5 separate regions of the Homo sapiens genome follow, and regions 2, 3, 4 and 5 are each linked to region 1. A link is a contact called in ENCODE Hi-C or POLR2A ChIA-PET data. All regions are on one chromosome and are shown on one strand. Each heading gives the region's core, a stretch centred on a gene start or an enhancer-like site at or near the end of the contact. The rest is flanking DNA. Distances are from core to core; before and after follow the strand shown. Region 1 holds the start of PAXIP1-DT (PAXIP1 divergent transcript). Region 2 holds the start of CUL1 (cullin 1). Region 3 holds the start of GHET1 (gastric carcinoma proliferation enhancing transcript 1). Region 4 holds the start of PDIA4 (protein disulfide isomerase family A member 4). Region 5 holds the start of KRABD3 (KRAB domain containing 3).

What was found. A loop is a pair of places that touch in the nucleus more often than their neighbours do. ChIA-PET counts read pairs that join two places held with the same protein, here RNA polymerase II (POLR2A). Pooled maps may share reads with other maps.
Region 2: a loop to region 1 is called in a map of naive thymus-derived CD4-positive, alpha-beta T cell, with 27 times the contacts of the local background. The contact joins the promoter of CUL1 here to the promoter of PAXIP1-DT in region 1. A Hi-C loop is called at or near these places in 1 of 168 maps with a recorded cell type or tissue (naive thymus-derived CD4-positive, alpha-beta T cell) and 5 of 50 pooled maps. POLR2A ChIA-PET finds 5 or more read pairs at or near these places in 1 of 52 experiments (activated CD8-positive, alpha-beta memory T cell).
Region 3: a loop to region 1 is called in a pooled map, with 21 times the contacts of the local background. The contact joins the promoter of GHET1 here to the promoter of PAXIP1-DT in region 1. A Hi-C loop is called at or near these places in 1 of 37 single-sample maps with no recorded cell type and 4 of 50 pooled maps. POLR2A ChIA-PET finds 5 or more read pairs at or near these places in 1 of 52 experiments (CD4-positive, alpha-beta T cell).
Region 4: a loop to region 1 is called in a map of endothelial cell of umbilical vein, with 14 times the contacts of the local background. The contact joins the promoter of PDIA4 here to the promoter of PAXIP1-DT in region 1. A Hi-C loop is called at or near these places in 1 of 168 maps with a recorded cell type or tissue (endothelial cell of umbilical vein), 1 of 37 single-sample maps with no recorded cell type and 5 of 50 pooled maps.
Region 5: a map of ascending aorta shows a loop between it and region 1 (5-fold over the local background). The contact joins the promoter of KRABD3 here to the promoter of PAXIP1-DT in region 1. A Hi-C loop is called at or near these places in 1 of 168 maps with a recorded cell type or tissue (ascending aorta), 1 of 37 single-sample maps with no recorded cell type and 5 of 50 pooled maps.

Annotation. Positions count from the first base shown.
Region 1 is chr7:155,000,907-155,004,682 of GRCh38, reverse strand. It overlaps PAXIP1-DT (PAXIP1 divergent transcript), which reads right to left and starts at 1,250. Exons shown (of 1, transcript NR_028090.1): 1 at 1-1,250. It overlaps PAXIP1 (PAX interacting protein 1), which reads left to right and starts at 1,559. Exons shown (of 21, transcript NM_007349.4): 1 at 1,559-1,834. The coding sequence starts at 1,754. RefSeq lists an enhancer at 163-664 and silencers at 909-988, 1,009-1,698, 1,729-2,098, 2,269-2,418.
Region 2 is chr7:148,696,887-148,700,662 of GRCh38, reverse strand. It overlaps CUL1 (cullin 1), which reads right to left and starts at 1,760. Exons shown (of 22, transcript NM_003592.3): 1 at 1,634-1,760. RefSeq lists silencers at 756-855, 1,156-2,185, 2,846-2,905 and enhancers at 733-1,458, 2,526-2,575.
Region 3 is chr7:148,985,901-148,989,676 of GRCh38, reverse strand. It overlaps GHET1 (gastric carcinoma proliferation enhancing transcript 1), which reads right to left and starts at 2,150. Exons shown (of 1, transcript NR_130107.1): 1 at 248-2,150. It also overlaps RNY1. RefSeq lists enhancers at 1,804-1,853, 2,174-2,223, 1,791-2,291 and a silencer at 2,434-2,503.
Region 4 is chr7:149,026,376-149,030,151 of GRCh38, reverse strand. It overlaps PDIA4 (protein disulfide isomerase family A member 4), which reads left to right and starts at 1,647. Exons shown (of 10, transcript NM_004911.5): 1 at 1,647-1,831. The coding sequence starts at 1,744. RefSeq lists silencers at 1,155-1,734, 1,805-1,874, 1,965-2,014 and enhancers at 1,339-1,932, 1,933-2,527.
Region 5 is chr7:149,712,981-149,716,756 of GRCh38, reverse strand. It overlaps KRABD3 (KRAB domain containing 3), which reads right to left and starts at 1,806. Exons shown (of 17, transcript NM_001290187.2): 1 at 1,691-1,806. The coding sequence starts at 1,702. RefSeq lists enhancers at 884-1,516, 2,154-2,653 and silencers at 1,719-2,158, 2,985-3,279.

The sequences.
Region 1 (3,776 bases), core at 1-2,500:
GAACAAAGGCCAACTTAAAGCCTGGAAAGTGATCTAATCTGTTAAATTAGTGTACCGCAGAGTAATTTTGAAAGCCTTCTCGTTTTGTTTTGTTTTTTTTCAGAGACAGAGTCTCGCTCTGTCGCCCAGGCTGGAGTGCAGCGGCGCGATCTCGGCTCATTGCAACCTCCCCCACCCGAGTTCAAGCCATTCTCCTGCCTCAGCCTCCTGAGTAGCTGGGACTACAGGCGCGTGCCGCCACGCCCGGCTAATTTTTTGTATTTTAGTAGGGACGGGGTTTCACCGTGTCGCCCAGGCTGGTCTCGAACTCCTGAACTCAGGCAATCCGCCCACCTCGGCCTCCTAAAGGATAGGATTACAGGCGTGAGCCACCGCGCCCGGCCCCTTCTCTTTTTTAAAACCAATTTCACTAACATTTACTTAAAAATGATTTTCTGCTTGGCAGAAGTGACTTAAGGCATGTGGGGGAGACACTGCGGGTCTGTCTCAGATTCCTTTAGACACCAATGCTCCACAGTTTTACGACTAGGTAATAGTCCGATAATCACCCATGAGTTCCTGGACTCCGGTTTGTTGTGGGATTGGAAATAAACGAGAAAGGCTGCGTTCATCATCATGGCCTTAATTTCTTCTCCCAACTTCCGGTCGTGCAGGTGTCTTGGGCAGGTGATCCCGAGGCCACTCTGCCGTGTTCTGTGAATCTTGGCGGAAGGGAGGCGAGCTGTAAATAAAAGCGTGACCATTAGAATCGCCGCTGTGTAGTATTAACCTGTTGAGCGCGGGGCTTCCCGGGGCTGGAGCTGCACCGCGGGCTCTGCTGTCTGGGACTCTCCTCCAGCGCGGACCCGACAGGACGCCAGGGACCAGGCCGGTCCGGCCGGGACAGCGGGGCCTCGGGCAGCGACGGGGCCGGGCCTCCCCCCAGCACGTCCCCAGCTCGGGCACTGAGGCCTTGCGGAGACCCCAGGACTCGCCGCGGAGGCCACCAGTGCGCGTCTCGCGTGGCGCTACGGCCTCGGGAATTCCGTCACGGCATAGCCGGGTCCAGCGCGGTGTAGACCGGGGCCCCGCGCCTTGCTCGGCCAGAGCGGCTCAGGTACTACTCCAGGTCCGGCCGCACTCGCGGCCACTGCGAACAGCCGGGACACCCAATCCCACTCCGCCCAGGGCCAAGAAGCCCGAGGAGGCCGCAGAACCGCTCCCGCTCCCACTCGCGGCCCCAAGGCCCCACCCCCCCCTCCGCCGCGCGCATGCGCCGCCCCCGAGCAGCCGCATGTGGCGACGGGAGGGGCCTGCCAGCTCCCCTCCTCCCCGGGACCGGCTCACTCCGGCCCCGCCGAGGGGGGAGCTGGTTTCCCCTCGTCCTCGGGGCCCCCTCGTTGCAGAGCGGCGGCCACGGAACCGCAAGGGCCAGAGCGGGCTGCCGGCGCCAGCTACCCCGGAGCCGTGGCTGGCGGCAGAGGCGCGGGGCGTCACTGGAGGCCGGGCGGCTCCTCGGCGCTCCCCCTCGGTGGCCGGGGCGGGATGGTGCGTCCCGCAGGGCGCGCGCGGCTCCCGCGCTTCGGGCGCTCGGCGCGGGCGCGGGCGGGGGCGCGGAGGGCGGGGGAGCGGACCCCGATTCGCAGGACCGGGCCCGGGCTGCGCGGGCAGGGCCGTTGGCGGGGCGAGTGGGGGCGCCGGGCGCCGCGGGGGCCGGGGGCGGGGGGTGGGCGGGGCCGGGCGCCGCCGCGGAGCCTCCCGGGCCGCCGCGATCATGTCGGACCAGGCGCCCAAAGTTCCTGAGGAGATGTTCAGGGAGGTCAAGTATTACGCGGTGGGCGACATCGACCCGCAGGTACCGCGCCCGCCCCTGCCGCGGCCTCCTCCCCCGTCCGCGTCCCCGTCCGTCCCCGTCCCCGTCCCCGTCCCCGCTCCTGCCGCGGGCGCGCGCCGGGCGCAGAGCGTCGGGTCCGCCGAGGCCGCTGGCCTGACTGCGCTGAGGGCAGGGGCGACCGCGGGGTGGGCGCGGGAGGCCCGGGCCCGGGGGAGTGCGGGAGGGAAGGCGGCTGGGGCTCTGTACCTCGGCCCCTAGTGCGCGCCCTGAGCCCCCGGCCTGCGGCCCTGGGGTCGCCGCCCCCGACCCACCGGGCCGCCTCGTTCTCTGCTCCTTTGCTGAGCGGGACGGGCGCGGGGTCGCGTCTCCCCATTCCCCGCGCCGGGCGTCTCGGCTCCCGGGAGAGCAGCTCCGAGGGCGGACGAGGGGCGCCGGGATCCCCAGCCGGGGCAGCTCGCGCGGGGACCCCAGCCTCGCTCGGCCGGCGGGGGTCGTGGCCGTGCACCGGCTTGGCCGCCTCCGCCACCCGGGCAGCTGCCGTCCTGTGCGGGGCTGAGGAGCGCTCCCTTCCAGCCTGTGTCCCTGCACGTGGGGGCTGGCATTCGTCTTCCTTGATTTTCCCACTTGGACGATTAATTTTACGGTACCCTGGTAACACCATCACATTACACATTTAATTTTGTGTAGTTTGGGCTCACGCCAAAGGATATTGTGGGTTTTCCTTAGTATTCCTATAATAATATATCTGTTTGATGTCACACAGTTATCAGTCCGTGGTAGGAATGCATCTTAGTTGAATATCCTCTTCAGGTTAATCTTCAAAATATTTCCTTCTTAAAAGTTTAGCTGTACAGTTGTGTTGCCTTGGGTGTGACATCAGTGGCCCCCACCTTGGAGGATGGGGATCCCCAGTGATCAGAGTTAGGCCTGGAAGGGCGGAGACTCATATTTCGCAGATGAACTTGGATGGTGTAGAAGGAATTGTAGAAGGCTGAGTGATCTTGGCCTTCTTGAGGTTCGTCCTTGTAACAACTTTTTGGACCCTTTTTGCCCTGTAACTTTAGGGTAAAGAGACTTCAAGGCCGGGTTTACCCCTGTAATCCCAGCACTTTGGGAGGCCAAGGCGGGTGGATCACCTGAGGTCATGAGTTCGAGACCAGCCTGGCCAACATGGTGAAGCCTCATCTCTACTAAAAATACAAAAATTAGCCGGGCGTGGTGGCGGGCGCCTGTGGTCTCAGCTACTCGGGAGGCTGAGGCAGGAGAATTGCTGGAACCTGGGAGGTGGAAGTTGCAGTGAGCCGAGATCGCGCCACTGCACTCCAGCCTGGGCAACAACAGCTAGACTCCGTCTCAAAAAAAAAAAAAAAGCCTTCTATCTTTGAATTTACAGAGTAAAACAGTTGCTGAACACGGAGCGATGAAGATGAGTGCCTGTAACAGTGTTAGCTTTTTCCAGTATTGATGATTCCCCCGCCCCTCTTTTTTTTGTTTGTTTTTTTGTTTTTGTTTTTTGCTATCCACCATTTTTCTCTTCCCCCTCCTTCCTAGCCTTCGTGTTTCATTTTAGGACTTTGGCTCTTATAGGGGACTTGAACCAAATGTTACTTAAAACCTGGAACAAGTTGAACTGGAACCATATTTACTCGACTTTGAATCAAATCTAAGTGCTTAAAAATGTCCTTGGCAAACCACTTTCATCTGAAACAGTATATTTTCTGAAAAGTTTTGAGCCTGGACATCTGATTCTCTGACTCTTATGACTGTGGATTATAAGTTCACATGTTGACCATCTAATATGAGGCAGGCATGGACTAGGTGCCAGGTATAATACAGAGGTGAAGAGGACATGGTACCTGCCCTTTAGCGCCCCTCATTGGTGGGGGAGGGAGCACACCTGGACATATCACAGTACAAGGTGTAGCAGATTTCTCCACTGGGGTGCAAAGTAGACACCACTGAA
Region 2 (3,776 bases), core at 511-3,010, 6.3 Mb after region 1:
AGAGTTAAAGCGAGCCAGTCTTGTGTTTGCATGCTTTGGAATTTGAAATGTAACGCAACTATTTCGACTCACCATGGAAAACAACAAATAGAACCTTCAAGTAAAACATTTTTCAATATCCAAAAACAAACCTTCTTTAAACAAAGAAAAATCTCATCTCCAAATATCTTTTTCAAACAGAATGACTGGTTTTACATTTTAAACATCATTACATATTTTACTACGTAATACACTCTCCAGGATTTCAGAAAATCGGGTACATTTTCGGGTGCACCATGAAATGAAGTGTTAAACTTAAAACTGCACACACTTCTGCGAGGCGTTAAGCTATGCTTAGGTCCTAGAAGCTCATGGCTTGAAGTAAAAAAGGAATCTAGTTCCTCTTCTGCCGCTTCGTTAAGTGCATTCCAAAAAGTGTGATCGTTTACTCCACTCAGAACTTTTGACGATTTTAATGCTACTACAGGAAAGAGCAATTACACAGAGCAAACAAATATTTAAGTAGACTGCAATTCAGTATTTGCGCACTTACCACTAACCCCTACTACGAACCAGAAGCAACCAAGAGTGACCCAATCGGAAAAGAGAATCCTCTTTTTGGCAAAGCCAGCCAGGGAGAAAACCCTAACTTTGGGGATTCATTTCAAGGAATGTCTACAAGCATTCCTCTCTTTCTTATCTTATGTCTGCGCTACACAATACTGCACGGGTGGCAGAAACGGGGGTCTTTCAGATCTTAAGGGAAAAAAAAGCGACGACCCCCGAGTCTGGGGACCCCAAGTCCCAGCGGCCTGGCGGGCGCACGGCTACCCTCAGGGTCAGGGCGCGCGCTCCCGTTGGGACCGGGGGCGCGCCGAGGCCGCAGCGCAGGGCCCGGCCCGACTAGCGAGCGATAGGCGGGCGCCGGGGGGCTCTGTCCGGTTCGGCCGCCGGGCTAGCATCCCTGCGCGCATGCCCCGGCCCGCTCTCCCAGGAGAACGGGGCAAAAGGGCGACTGTTACCCAATAATAGCGCCCTGCACGTTCGCAACAATGCAGGCGGGGAACCCGAGAGCCGCGGGCAGGGAACCGGAAAGCGAGAGAGCCCGGCTCCGCGGCTGCTCCTGCGCTTGAGCCCAGAGCTCACAGGGGAACACGCGTCGGCCGGAAAGCAGCGCCGGGAAGAAGCGTGGGCGCGAGGGGGCAAGGGCACGGGTCCCGGCGTCCCGCGGAGGTCGCCTCACCAGGCGAGGCGCGGACGCCCGAGCCGCCCCGGGCCACACGTCGGCCCACCCTCCGAGAACCCAGCCCGGTCGCGGCGGGGAAAGGGGCCGGCGCCACCAGGCCGCCGCCTCCAGGCGCGATGAATCGTGCTTTTTCCCAGTGCGTAGTCCAGGCCTGGCCGCCCCGGCCCGTCCGGGGTGACTCAGGGCCCGGCCCCGCTCGCTCCTCTGCCACCTTCGGCGTCCTCCGCCCACGAGTCCCCCGGCCCGGCCGCCATTCTGCCCGGCCGCGTTTCGGCGGCTCAGGCCTCGCCAGGCGCCTGGTTTCGGCCGTCGCGGCCCGAGTCACTGCGACACCGCGGCTCGGGGCCGGGCCTGCGCCGCCGCCGCCGCCGCCACCTCCTCTCGGCCCCGGCGGCTGCCGACACTCACCCGCATCTCTGTGGTGCCCCAAAGGCTCCCGCGACGCCTCCGCCTGGTCCCTGGGCCTGGGCCCCGGCGAAAGCCCCGTCCCGCCAAGGTCTAGCTGCGTCCCTCAGCTACCGGGGCTGCCCCGCCTGGAGCTGCGTGCGACACGGCGCCCGCCTCCTCCTCCTCCCCTGCCCGCCCGGCCCTCCTCCTCCCGCCGCCGCCGCCTGCACCACGCAACCTCCGCCCTCTCGCCTTCCCTGCGCGGCTCCCCGCCCTCTCGGCCTCACCGGCTCCGGCGACCGCGGGGGAGAAGCTGTTGGGGGAGGGCCGGAACGCACCGCCATCGGCGTCCGGGGCGGGGGAGCCGGGAAACCGTCGTCGCCATCGCCCCGCCAGCCCGAGGCGCGGGAGGGGCCCGGAAAGCTCCCTCCCGCCCGCTCGCCGCTGCCGGCGGCCCCGGGGGCGCCCCTTCCGCGGCCGAGGCCCCCGCTCGCGTGGGGAAGCTTCTACCTGCGAGCCTGCGGCCCCTGCCCCCGGCACCCGAGACATCCCCGACCCGGCGCGCCGGATTCTCTGCCAGGTTTTACAGCCTCCCTCGCCTTGGGACCGCCGCGGAGGACCCGTTCCCGCCACTTCGGACCTCGCGAGCGGGGCTGAGCTGCTTGGGTCGGGGACACCACCAGCCTCTGGAGAAACGGCCCGAAGCACCCCGAAGAAGAGGGGGTCCCAGTCCCCTGCCCCTCCCTTGTGCGCACCCCCACCCCCAGCTTGCCTGGAACCTGACTCCACACCTTTGTCGACCGGGACAGGGACTGGGGGTTGCACCCCAGATCAGAAAGTCAGAGGTGGCCCTCCGAATCGGCGCGGACTTCCGAGGAACCTCAGCCAATTCTCGACCCCCTTACCACCTGCAAGGCCTTAGGAATCGGCTCCAGAAAGCTCGAGCTTATCTGCGTGTTTCGTTTTAAAAATCACTTCTAAGATAAAACCTAACTAGGCTTTCCCCTTCAGACTTTCAGTAACTCCTGTTTGGCAAATTTTGACATTCACTCTATCCTTCGTCTTTGTAAGGACATATCAAGACTTAGAAGGCTTTGATTACACATACGGATGGCATGAGTCGTGATATAAAATAGTATTGTTTTCACGTGTACTTCGAAGTCATCTCATTTGAAATTAACTGTCATAATTGACTATTTGGAATATTCAACCTAAATACTACCCGCTGCTGTGGTGACGGGGGGTGGAGGAAGCGTGGTGGAACCCCAACACCTAGTGAGGGGTGGCTGATTAATACCACGGCTCACAACATAACAGAGCGGCTCATTCCATGAACAACCCCGGGGGGATTTCGAATTCTATCATCTGGGCAAAAGATGTGATGAGTGTAACTTCCTGTTTTCTCCAAACTAAAACACTACGCAGATTCCTGTACCGCTCTGGGACAGAAATCCTCAGCCAGAGCAGAGGCCGTCCCCAGAGTCCACACTGTTTCCTGCATAAAGTGGGTTATCTCAGAAGAAACATCCCACTGGTCTGTGTGATCCTTCTATTGAAATGTGGTCTTTTATCTACATCTAAGTATCTCTAGAAGTAATGCGTTTGTATGTACTTGTCACTCAGATATGTAATCCCTTAATTTGTGCGGGGTTTTGGGGTGTGAAAAATTCTTGGTTTATATCCTACACTTTTAAATAACCTCGTCAAAACTTACATGTATTTAACACCTTTTTTTGTGAGCACATGGTAAGGTTGGAAGTAAAAATGGAAGGTTTATCCCTGTGGCCCATGTTTTCCAGTGTACCTATGTGGGGTTTTAAAAAAATGTCCCAATTTCTTCCTTTTACTGGAGACTGCGTTTTTTAGACAACAGCTTATCTTCCTATTCCCTAACCAGTCTTCTCCAATCTTACCATTCAATATAGCCTCCTTTTCTGTGACTTCCTCCAGCTGAATAGAAGGGCTGAGTGGGTCAACCTTCCCTGTATTGTTTGTTTCCTCCACCCTCTCTTTTTCCTTAATAGCAGTATTTGGTCCACCCACACCACCCTCTCTCTTCTCACTGCCTCCATTCCTGGTTCTTAACTCCTTTCTATTCTTTACTCTCCACCTGCCTACACGATCATTCTTAGCAGCAAATTTATTCCATCGACTTTTACGTCCA
Region 3 (3,776 bases), core at 901-3,400, 6.0 Mb after region 1:
CATATTTTTGCAATTGCGAATTGTGCTGCTACAAACATGCATGTGCAAGCATCTTTTTCATATAATGACTTTTTTTTTCCCCTCTGGGTAGATATCCAGTAGTGGGATTGCTGGATCAAATGGTAGATCTACTTTTAGTTCTTTAAGGAATCTCCACACTGTTTTCCATAGTGGTTGTACTACTTTACATTCCCACCAGCAGTGTAGAAGTGTTCGCTTTTCACCATATCAACACCAACATCTATTATTTTTTTGATTTTTTTTTTATTATGGCCATTCTTGCAGGAGTAATGTGGTATTGCATTGTGGTTTTGATTTGCATTTCCCTGATCATTAGTGATATTGAGCACTTTTTCATATGTTTGTTGGCCATTTGTATATCTTCTTTTGAGAATTGTCTATTCATGTCCTTAGGCCAGTTTTTGATGGGATTGTTTTTTTCTTGCTAATTTGAGTTCCTCGTAGATTCTGGATGTTAGTCCTTTGTCGGATGTATAGATTGGGAAGATTTTCTCCCACTCTGTGGGTTGTCTGTTTACTCTGCTTACTGTTCCTTTTGCCGTGCAAAAGGACAGCTAACATTCTTATAGTTTCTTTTTTTAATGTGCCAGTAAACTCTATGTGGCTTCTCAGTTAATCTTCCCAACACCCTATAAGATAGATACTTCGATTATGACCATTTTCTAGATGGAGAAACTGAGGCTCAAGCAAGGTAAGTGACTTGACCAGAGATAGCTAGCTAGTAGCTGGTGAAAACTAGGACTCAAGCTGAGATAATGTGGCTGCAGCCCGTGCTGTTCATCTCTAATGCCTGCCGGATTCTCACTGCATATCATGACACCTATTGGGGCATCAGTCAATTTGATTAGTCAGCTTCAGTGTCTTCATTTGTGGGGTTGTTGGAAACAGATGAGACAGGATCTGGCTGAGAAACAGCCCCAGAAACCTCCTCTCCCAGAATGGCACCAACCCCCCTTCCCTGCCTCTGAGCCTGGCCACTGGGTGGACTTCCAGTCCACATAGTAGACTAGATCACCCCCAGTGCATGCAAAGGCAGAGTGAAAGGTATAAACAACTTAGTCAAATCAAGCTGTACAATGAAAAACAAAAGGAAATAAAACTATTCTGGCGCACACCTTTTTCTTATTAATTTCAAGTTGGCTGCCAATGTTTACCTGCTTTGTTCTTAAAATAATCCATTCTAGAATTTTGCTAGAGAGCAACATCGTTTAGAGATTGTCATTTATGAAACTCTCACTCTCATTTTCCCCTCTTTTGAAATTAGGACAACATCTACCCATGTCTAGTTTTCTGGGGTTATTCATTCTCCTCAATGGCATTCATTCATTCATTCACTCAACACATTTACATAGCACCTGCTGTGTCCCAGATACTGTGCTAGGTACCAGAAGGAGTCAAACATAGTCAATGATTCTGCTTTTCCATTGGCTTGGGGCATCCAGGAACACATTTTCTCAGGCTTGGAGATGTGAACTCCAATGGGCAGCTGCCTGCCCTTCCCCTCCCCTTGCCTGCACCTTTACAGTAAGGTCTACTCGCCGCTGCAGCAGGAAGATCCTCCATTAGGAGTAAAACAGAGCTGTGAATTCGGCTGCCCCAGGAACAGCCCGATCCTTGTTGCTCCAGACACATCCCTACTGTCTTTTTGCTGTTCTTTGCTTTCGGCATGAGTTTCAGGTCTTTCAGAGCTTTGCCTCTGACACTTTCACAGAAATCTTTTCCACCCGCCTTTTCTTAGTCATCTTTACTTCGGACTTCCTGCTTCTGCCTTTTGTCCCTGTAGATTCTGAAGTCCTCAGGAACAATCCAAGATCTTCTGGTGTTTCAGATGCTTCCCCTTCACGTTCCTTAGGTGGTGGTTTCTGTTCTATCAGTTGGGGTTTAAGGAGGAGGCAGGGATCTTGGGCAGTGGGAGAAGCACCTCTGTAGGGAGCTGACTGCCAAGATGGGAAAGTGTCAGCCTCCAGGTAGTGGCGCTTGCTGGGATTTACCGACGCTGGAAGCACAGACTTTATCTGTAGGGCTCACAGTTTCCTCCAGGTCCCACAGAGCTGTCCGGAGGGTCACACAGCAAACAGATAAAGGAGGCCAGCGCAGATTGGGCGGCTCTCTGGTACCTTGCGGTGGCTGAGCCACTCAAGACAAACCGGGGGAAAGACGCCCTGATGACGAAATGCTAATTTTGCATATCTCTTTCCCAGGATGCTTAGCAACACGTCTGATTCTTGTTATTCAGTACGTTTTTCCAGCTATTGATAAATAGATGTGCCAGGGAATTCTTAGAGTATATATATATCATTAATATTGTAAATATAGTCATCAGTAAACTGAAACCAGAATATCACTGTAAGGGGAAAATGAACAAATTTGGGGGCTTTAAATAGTTCAAACAGTAGGAGGACTTATTGGCTGGTCCGAAGGTAGTGAGTTATCTCAATTGATTGTTCACAGTCAGTTACAGATCGAACTCCTTGTTCTACTCTTTCCCCCCTTCTCACTACTGCACTTGACTAGTCTTTTACGAGAGTTTCCACTCTCCTGGCATCCCTCGTTTCTTGTTTTCATCTCAATTTTAAAATGTTGAAAGTCAGCATCATTAAATAAAGCATGGAATACAGGGGGAAAACGAAGTACTATTCTTTTCTTCCAGAAACAAACAGTAAATTTGGGAAAACCCATCACAGACAAGAAGGAAAAAGAAAACAAAAATCAAATAAATAGTAATAGATACTACGGACCAATTATTGGTAAAGATGGTATAGTATGTCCTAAGAGATCAAAGACAGGAAATGGGATGAGGGTGAATAGGGGTTTTTCTTTTTCTTGTACTTTTTCTTTTCTTTTCTTTCTTTTTTTTTTTTTTTTTTTTTTTTTTTGAGACAGGCTGGAGTCTCTGTCACCCAGGCTGGAGTGCAGTGGTGTGATCTCGGCTCACTGCAACCTCCGCCTCGTGGGTCCAAGCGATTATCTTGCCTTAGCCTCCTGAGTAGCTGGGACTATAGGCGCGCGCCACCACGCCTGGCTAATTTTTCTATTTTTGTAAAGACCGAAGTTTCGCCATGTTGGCCAGGCTGGTCTTGAACTCCTAACCTCAAGTGATCCTCCTGCCTCAACCTCCCAAAGTGCTGGGATTACAGGCGTGAGCCACCGCGCACGGCCAGGATTTTTTTAATGTTTTAATATCAGTAGGATTAAGGACTGGTATTTGATGATACAACACTCAATGGACAAAATTAAGAGGCATTTCAAAGTCGACAATCCAGTTAAGTTTTGAAGCTAAGAGATGTGAACATTTTCAGAGAGAAAGTATTTTGGAGGAAGACAAACCAAGTCCAAGAGTTTGAAAATAGAGAAGGCGGAAGAGGGCAGAGTACATTGCGGGATGCTCACCACGTGAGGCACCAGAGCCACTTTCTAATCCTGGTTCAGCCCTTAGGTTCTTATGTAGCCTTTAGAAAGCCACGCAGCTGCCTCCTCATCAGAAACAAAGGGTCATTACACTGATCTTCCTTCCCTCTTCGCTACATGGAAGTATACATTCCTAACAGCCTCGAGGCAAAGTGTTGTTTGATGAGATTGTGGTGGTGTTGCAGTACAGTGTGACTGCCACAAATGTGTATACAACAAAAGAATATTTAAATTTTTCTTATAGGTGAAAGTAACCCAAGGCACCTTGAGGGCACATGTGGGTTTCCCAAGAGCTTCCCTGTGGGGTTTTTTGTTTTTTTTTTTTCTTTCTGAGACGGAGTTTCGCT
Region 4 (3,776 bases), core at 398-2,897, 6.0 Mb after region 1:
TTAACAGTGTCATAGGAAACAAGAAGAAAGATGAGAACTCTGACTTGTCTTTTTGAAGAACAGGTCTATCTTTAACATGATATTAAGGCTGGGCACGGTGGCTCACACCTGTAATCCCAGCACTTTGGGAGGCCGAGGTGGGTGGATCACTTGAGGTCGGTCAGGAGTTTGAGACCAGCCAGGCCAACGTGGTGAAACCCTGTCTCTACTAAAAATATAAAAATTAGCAGGGAGTGGTGGCGGGCGCCTGTGGTCCCACCTACCCGGGAGGCTGAGACAGTAGAATCACTTGAACCCAGGAGGCGGAGGTTGCAGTGAGAGGAGATGGCGCCACTGCATTCCAGCTTGGGTGACAGAGCAAGACTCTTGTCTCAAAAAATAAAATAACATGATACCGAACTGTCTGGTGGCCCACATTCATAGCACTCTAATAAATCAGTGTGTACAGTTGCATAATGTTCTGCCCTACAAAATTGACCAGGAACCATCAGATTAATAGGCATTCAACAAAAAAATTAAGTATTTTTAATTGCTAAGGTCTGTGAGTTATCCCTTTTTTCTTCCTCACGTAATAATCTGCACACACGAGAAAATATTCCTGAACTTGAGTTTCTATTTTTTTTCTTTTCCCTATTTGCCTTCTCAAACTCCCAGGTGTTAAAAAAAAGTCTCAAACTTAATGCACATTACAGGCTTCTTTTCTGACATACAAAAATCGTCATCTTAACCTAGTTTTCTTCTCCAAAGTGGTCAAGAGGGAAAACCTCAAGCTTTTATTCAGATCTATGTAAACCACTAGATTGCCTATCTGGTATTTCCTTTTGCAGAAAATCACTAGAAAACTAAATAAGACGAGGCAAAGTTTAGACAAGAATCTGATGGCTTGTTTCTCCGAGATGCAACCTTGGAGAGAGGCTTCCCCAGATTCTAGTCTGGATTCACTTTACTGCATGCTCTTCCCCGCTCTCTAGCTCAATACTCCGGAGAGAAATGAAACTTTTATTTGCTCGAGCAGAAAAAGAAATTAAGAAGGCCACGAACATGCAGCGGACTTGGAGCCCCTTTCTAGCAACAAACAGGCTCGTGCTCCTCCGCCCGCGTTGGTCTCCAGCTTCCCAGAGCCCCGGCGGGTTGCGAGGACCGCCCTGCTCGCCACTGCTCCCCACCGCTCCGGTACCGACACGTGTTCTTACTGCCAAGTTCGGCCGCAGGATGCTGAGCCGAGCCCCGCCCCGCTCCACATTTCCCAGGCTCCGCCTCTCCTGCCCCGCCCCCGGCACCGATTGCCAATAGCGCCCCGAGGCGTAGCCAGGTCCCGCACTCCCCGTGCCCGGCCCGCCGCCTTTGTTCTCCCCCGCTCTCCCTCTTGGCCTGTGCGCTCCCGGCAAACCGAGTGGCAGCCGCTGATTGGTGGTTGTGGCGCAGCCAATCAGAAGGGGGCACCTCACGTTAGGGCTCGGAGTTTTAAACGCGCAGCCGAGGGCCGCGCGCAGGAGTAGGGAGGGCCTAGGGCGGCGGAGCCGACTCGTCGCGGCCGAGGCGCGCGCGGTCCGTGCCGGCGTCAGTCTGGGATTGGCCGGCCCGCGACTTCCTCCGCCCCCTGCCAATCGCCGGGGACGACTTCCGTGGGTTTTTCCGGCTCCCCCGCGTCGCTAAGGAGCGACGGGCTGTCGGCCAGACCCCGAGTTCTCGGTGCGCTCAGCGGCCGCCGACGCTAGGAGGCCGCGCTCCGCCCCCGCTACCATGAGGCCCCGGAAAGCCTTCCTGCTCCTGCTGCTCTTGGGGCTGGTGCAGCTGCTGGCCGTGGCGGGTGCCGAGGGCCCGGACGAGGGTGAGCGGCAAGCGCGCCGCGGGTCGGGCTGTGCTTGCGGGGGCTGCAGAGCTGTGCGGGGGCCTGGGCCCTGCGACCCCGGCGGGCGGGCTTCCGCGCGGTCAGCTCCAGAACTAGTGATGGGCGCCGAGCCCGGGGTAAACTTGGCGGAGTTGAAGGGGCGGGGGCGGTGGCTGTGGCAGTGGCAGGATCGATTTGGGGTTCCCGGGAGAGGAAGGTGGCCGGGGTCTCTTGGGCTCCGACGCCCTGGAAGACCCCTGTCACCCGAGGCTGGGAGAGGGCTGCAGAGCGCCTTTTTTGCAGCTGGGTCCTTCGCCTTAATTTACAGATTTTCGTCAGGTCCAGGCTAACTCCAGGCGAACGCGCCCAGGCAGTGGGAAGGGAGAGGGAGAGCCACTGGAGAGAAGGGGCGAGGGCGTGAAGAAACAAGTGCGAGTTCTTTGGAACAGCAAGCATTCCTTTTCAAAATGTGGTCTGTAGATTTGGAAATGATTAATCCATAGATTCTGGAGAAAGGGATGGCTTGGTTTGCACCTTTGAGAAACTAGAGATACCATTCCTTCTGCATTTAGCATTTACTGTGTGCCAGTCCCTGTACTGGGTTCTGGGAGGAAAAGATTGTGAGTGTGGTCCCTGCCCATGAAGCGCGTACTCCAGTAGGAATAGTAACAACTACTTCATGGTCCCTGCATTTTTCTTCGAAGTGAGCTAGCTGCAGACATAAGAACTCTGAAGATTAGGAAGTGCTAATTAAGGAAAAGTTGTTATTCCTAGAGAATAAGGCATCCAGGTACTGGTCTTTACCTTCTTCCTCTCTGCCCTTACTTTTAATCACTAGCTTTTTAACCTTCTGAGTTTGTTCTAATATAAATATACACTCTTTGATAATGTTAGTGTGTAGGGAAATCGTGAACTTTATACTCTTTCAAACAGATTGAGTAACTTCTGCGTGGGTCACTGATTCAAAAAGAGTCTTTGCCCAAATAGAAAAGGAAGTAAAAACCCACACTCGGCGAGAAAAACACCTGCCGAAAGGAATCCGATAGCGGGACTGCTTACAAATTGTGTCTTGAGACCTTTACCCAAATCATGTTTGTTTAAATAGTGTTTATTTAAATACAGATACCCAAAATACACTGAAGCAGAATGCAGGGGTGGGCCCCGGAATCTGCGTTTTAAGTCAGTTTTCCCTTGAGACATAGAATTAACTTCGGGAGGCACAGTGAAAGTTGAGGACCAGTGTGGGTGGAAGATGCTTTTTGGAACATAGCGGAAAAGCATATAGCACTGTCTTGGTTTTGATCCAGTGATTCTGTTTTTGGGGGGATTCTTGAGAGGCCTGGGAGAGTGGCTTTAGGAGCTGTTAGGACCAGCAAGTTTATCCTTCCGGTCAGAGGTCTTTAACACAGAAGAGTCCCTGGGAAGCAGTTGCTCCTAGGGTGAGCCTAGGAATCCCAGGGGTCATCATGGCCAAGGGCAGGCCTCCTGGGACTTCTAGCTCCGTTTTTTTTTTTTTTTTTCCTAGATAAGGTTACGCATTGTTGCCCAGGCTTGAGTGCACTGTCCTGATCATGGCTTACTTAAGCCTCAAACTCCTGGGCTCATGGGATCCTCCTGCCTCAGCCTCCCGAGGAGCTGGGACTGTAGGTGCTTGCCAACACGCCTGGCTGTTTTTTTTTTCTGGCTCTGTCGCCCAGGCTGGAGTGCAGTGACGCGATCTCAGCTCACCACAACCTCTGCTTCCCGAGTTCAAGTGATTCTCCTTTCTCCACCTCCCTAGTAGCTGGGACCACAGGCACGTGCCACCACACCCAGCTAATTTTTTGTATTTTTCAGTAGAGACGGGGTTTCACCGTGTTAACCGGGATGGTCTCGATCTCCTGACCCCGTGATCCGCCTGACTTGGCCTCCCAAAGTGCTGAGATTACAGGAGTGAGCCACCGTG
Region 5 (3,776 bases), core at 557-3,056, 5.3 Mb after region 1:
TGAGCTCTTCCACATACTGCTCCTGACCACCGGTGTCTCTCTCGCTCCAGACTAAATATATCCCAGCTCTTCCAGGAATCTGTAAGAGATGCTTTCCAGGCCTCTCACCATCTCAGCCTCAAGACAAACTGTTTTGTGATAAAATTCTTAGAAAATGAGAATGGGAACTGACTGTGGCCAGGGTAGGCGCTTCTGCCAGTGGCCTCCCTCTCCCCAGAAAAAGCAAAGAGTGAGGGTTTTGTGTGTGAGGGAGTGAGCAAGTGTGAGTGTGCAAACACCTGGGCTACAAAACTCATCTTCGGGAGGAGGAAGGCCACCACTGGCTGGCTCTGCCCACACACCACCGGCCTTCCTCCTCGGGCCCCACTTCACCTCCTTCCCCCAACCAATGGAGAAAAGCTTTCTGGGCTGACCCAGGACTCTTGTAACTGGGCAGCCTCCTAGCTCATAGCTGCACACTGGTCCTCCTAACATCACCCTTCCACCGTGTCACTAGCCCAGCACAAAAACTGCAGCTTCAGTGCCTGCTGGACCTGCCCCTCTCTCACAGTCCTTCCCAACCTAGACCTGCTCTCCCAGTGGGCCTCAGGCTCGGGCTCCCTGATCAGACCCTGCCACAGGACCTCTCAACCTGGAGGCTGTGCTCACATTGCCCTGGGCTTCTGGGAACCCTCCCTGCTCCTCTCCACCTTACAGTGACCTACCACTCCCCAAGGTCACTCCTGGCCACCTTCTCCATGAAGCTACGTAGTGTGAGGATATTCCCCTCATCAGATCTGAAAGGTCAATGGCCCAAACTCCTCACTTTACAGAACAGGAAACTGTGGTATGAGGAGGCCTTAGGATGGGGCCATGGGCATGTCTGAACCAGGGTGTCCCTAGGCTACTTAACTGTGCAGCCAGACCTGAAAAGGACACTTGACTGTCCCTGCCCAACAACATCCAATTTGCCTAGCCTCTCCCTTCTCCCCAAATGCTTGGGGGCACTAATGACGCCAAGGGCCTGGCACAGTGTTTGCTCTGCCTAGTCACACGCTGCCCCCCATCCATGGCTGCCTCGGACTGGCCAAAGCTCAGGAGCCACCACGGTTGCAGAACTGGCTCCAGGTGCCCATCCAGAAGAACGTGGAGCAGTTGCTGGTATCAGCACCAGATACCTGATACCTCACTGATATCAGCACCAGAGTTTCCCAGCATCGTCACAGCCCACACACAACCTAGCCCAAACGGTGCCCAGGCTGTCACGGCCTGGGGCTCTCCCTCCAGTTCTCAGATCTAAACGCCTTACCTGCAGGCTTCCCAAGACAAAACTTGGGGTTTGTTCTATCTTTGTTTCTCCCCATTTCCACGTCCCCAGCCCCCGGGATCCAGGATTCCACCAAGAACAGAAGTATGAGATTTACTCACTGCCTCCGAGGCCTTCATGCCCACTCTACCAGGATAACTTGTAACGAAACAAGCCACGCCAAGGGGGTTTCCCCAGGTGGAGACTGGGCCGTGGGTACCGGCGGCGGAGAGCTGGAGAGAGGTTGTCCGAGGACCTGAACTTCCCGGCACGAACCCCTGAGCATCAGGCCTGCCCAGCCTCACCCAGCCGATCCCGAAGTTGCGGGGGGGTCCCAGCTCTTTCTCGCCCTACCGCCTTCGGGGCCGCACTGCGCCGAGGGGTCCGCGCGTCCGCCTGCCTTACCTGGCGCGCCATCCCCGGGCTCAGCCTCCCCGCCACTCCTCGGTTTCCGGCGCGGGCCCTGGCGCGGGCGCACGCGACCCTCGTCGGCGGCGGCCCAGGTCCGCGCAGGAGAAGGCGGGGCCGGGGGCCTGGGCCGAGGGGGAGGGGCGGGGGTGGGCGCGCCCGGGCCCGCCCCCGGCCTCGTTGAGCCCGCCCCGAGCGCCTCGCATCCCTTGGTGGGTGGTGCCGTTTCCGCCCGGAGCCCCCGGCTTCGGCGGCCCGGCCGGCCGGCGCAGACGCGGACTACACTTCCCAGAAGGCGCCGCGGCGCCGGCTCGGAAGCGGGGGGCGGAGACAGGGCGGGGCGGACCTGGCTCGGGCCTCGTCCCCGCCCCCTCCCCTCGTCCCCGCCCCCAGCTGCGGGTAGAGGTTGCGCGCCGAGACCAGCCGGGGCGGCTGTGGGCGTGCAAGCCCGCGGGTACGCGCCGCTTATCACTCATTCATTCCCGCAGCCACCACTCAGCGCGTCCCATGTGCCAGGGGCTGATGGTGGGGATGAAGAGGGACCCATCTTTCCCAGAGGCCGCGGTCGGGGAAACCCGACCTGGAGTGAAAGGGGTCGAGGGTCCGGCCGGGCGTGGGTGGGACAGAGCAGCTGCCAGGCCCCCGTACATCCTCACGTCTTTCGCCCGCGCCCCCGCTCGCCGCAGCCATGACCTACCTTCGTGTCACATTTTGCGTGCCTGTTTGCTGGGGTGGTAACCCCAGTTGTTCCTGGCACATAGTAGGCCTCAAATAAACGTGTGATGCGGGAAGGAAGCGCGGCCCACTCTCCTCTGCCTCCCCCTGCGCTTCACGAGTTCGAAGGCCTGGTCTGGGCGGGCGCTGCGAGAGCGCTCCGGGGGTGCGGGCGAGGCGCAGCGAGCCTGGTTTTCCTGTCTGGAGAAGGACCCCGTCATTTTTATAGAAGGCTGCTGGAAGGGGGCCTGCGGGGCTAAGCCTGCTGTGCCAGACAGAAGCTTGGAGGGGAAGGGGAGGCTGTGGTCCCACGCAGAGGAGACTCTGCTCTGAGTTTGGAAGCCCCGTCCAGACCTTGCGGCCCAGACAGCGCTCTGCCTGGGCAATATCGGAGGGAAGGAAAGGGAATTCCTCGCCCAGTCGCCCGGGGCTGGCCCTTGCAGCCGCGCCGGCCATGATCACGGACTCGGGTACGATGCCGACAACCCCTCGTCCCGGCCTCCGAGGAAAGGCGCACGCCCACTCGGGCAAAGCCCCCTCGGTCATACCCGAGACACCTTAGACACAGGACCGGCGTGTGCGCAGCCTGCTGAACAAGGATTTGAAGATATCACAAGGCCCCACCTCGCGGAAAGGGAAAACTTAAAAGTCCAACTTTTCAAGAGCCCTACAGGCCACAGCCCTCAGGGTAAGTCGCCTCCTGGGCTTTAGGCCGGGTCCCACCTCCGTGCCGAGGTGAGGCGGGCTCCTTACAGTAATGTGTTCCTGCTCCCAGCTCCTCTCCACCGCCCACCCTCCGGCCCGGGATCCCTAAACGTTAAAACCCCCTAAATCAGGGGTCCCCAACCTTTTGGGCCAGAGCCCGGTTTTGTGGAAGGGAATTTTTGCATGGACTGGGAGGGGGGTTGTTTTGGGATGAAACTGTTCCAACTCAGATCACCAGGCATTAGATTCTCCTAAGGAGCCCGCAACCTGGATCCCGCATTCACAACAGGGTTCTGGCTCCTATGAGAATCCAGCACCTGCAGATCTGACAGGAGGCAGAGCTCAGGGGTAATGCGAGCAAGGGGGAGTGGCTGTAACTACAGATAAAGCTTTCCCTGGCTTGCCCGCAGCTCACCTCCTGCTGCACTGCCCAGCTCCTAACAGGCCAGGACTGGTACTGGTCCATAGCCCAGGGACTGGGGACCCCTGCCTTAAACTTAAACACCTGTAGAAAGAAATCTCTATCCAAGTAAGATGCACCTTTGTTTTAAGCTGTGCAGATTCTTGGCACCTCTTTGACTCAAACGTCCACTTCCTGGCTAGGCTTCCTGCCCCATTTGTGGACCATCAGTCGCTAAAAGCAGTTCACCAACATGAAATTTGC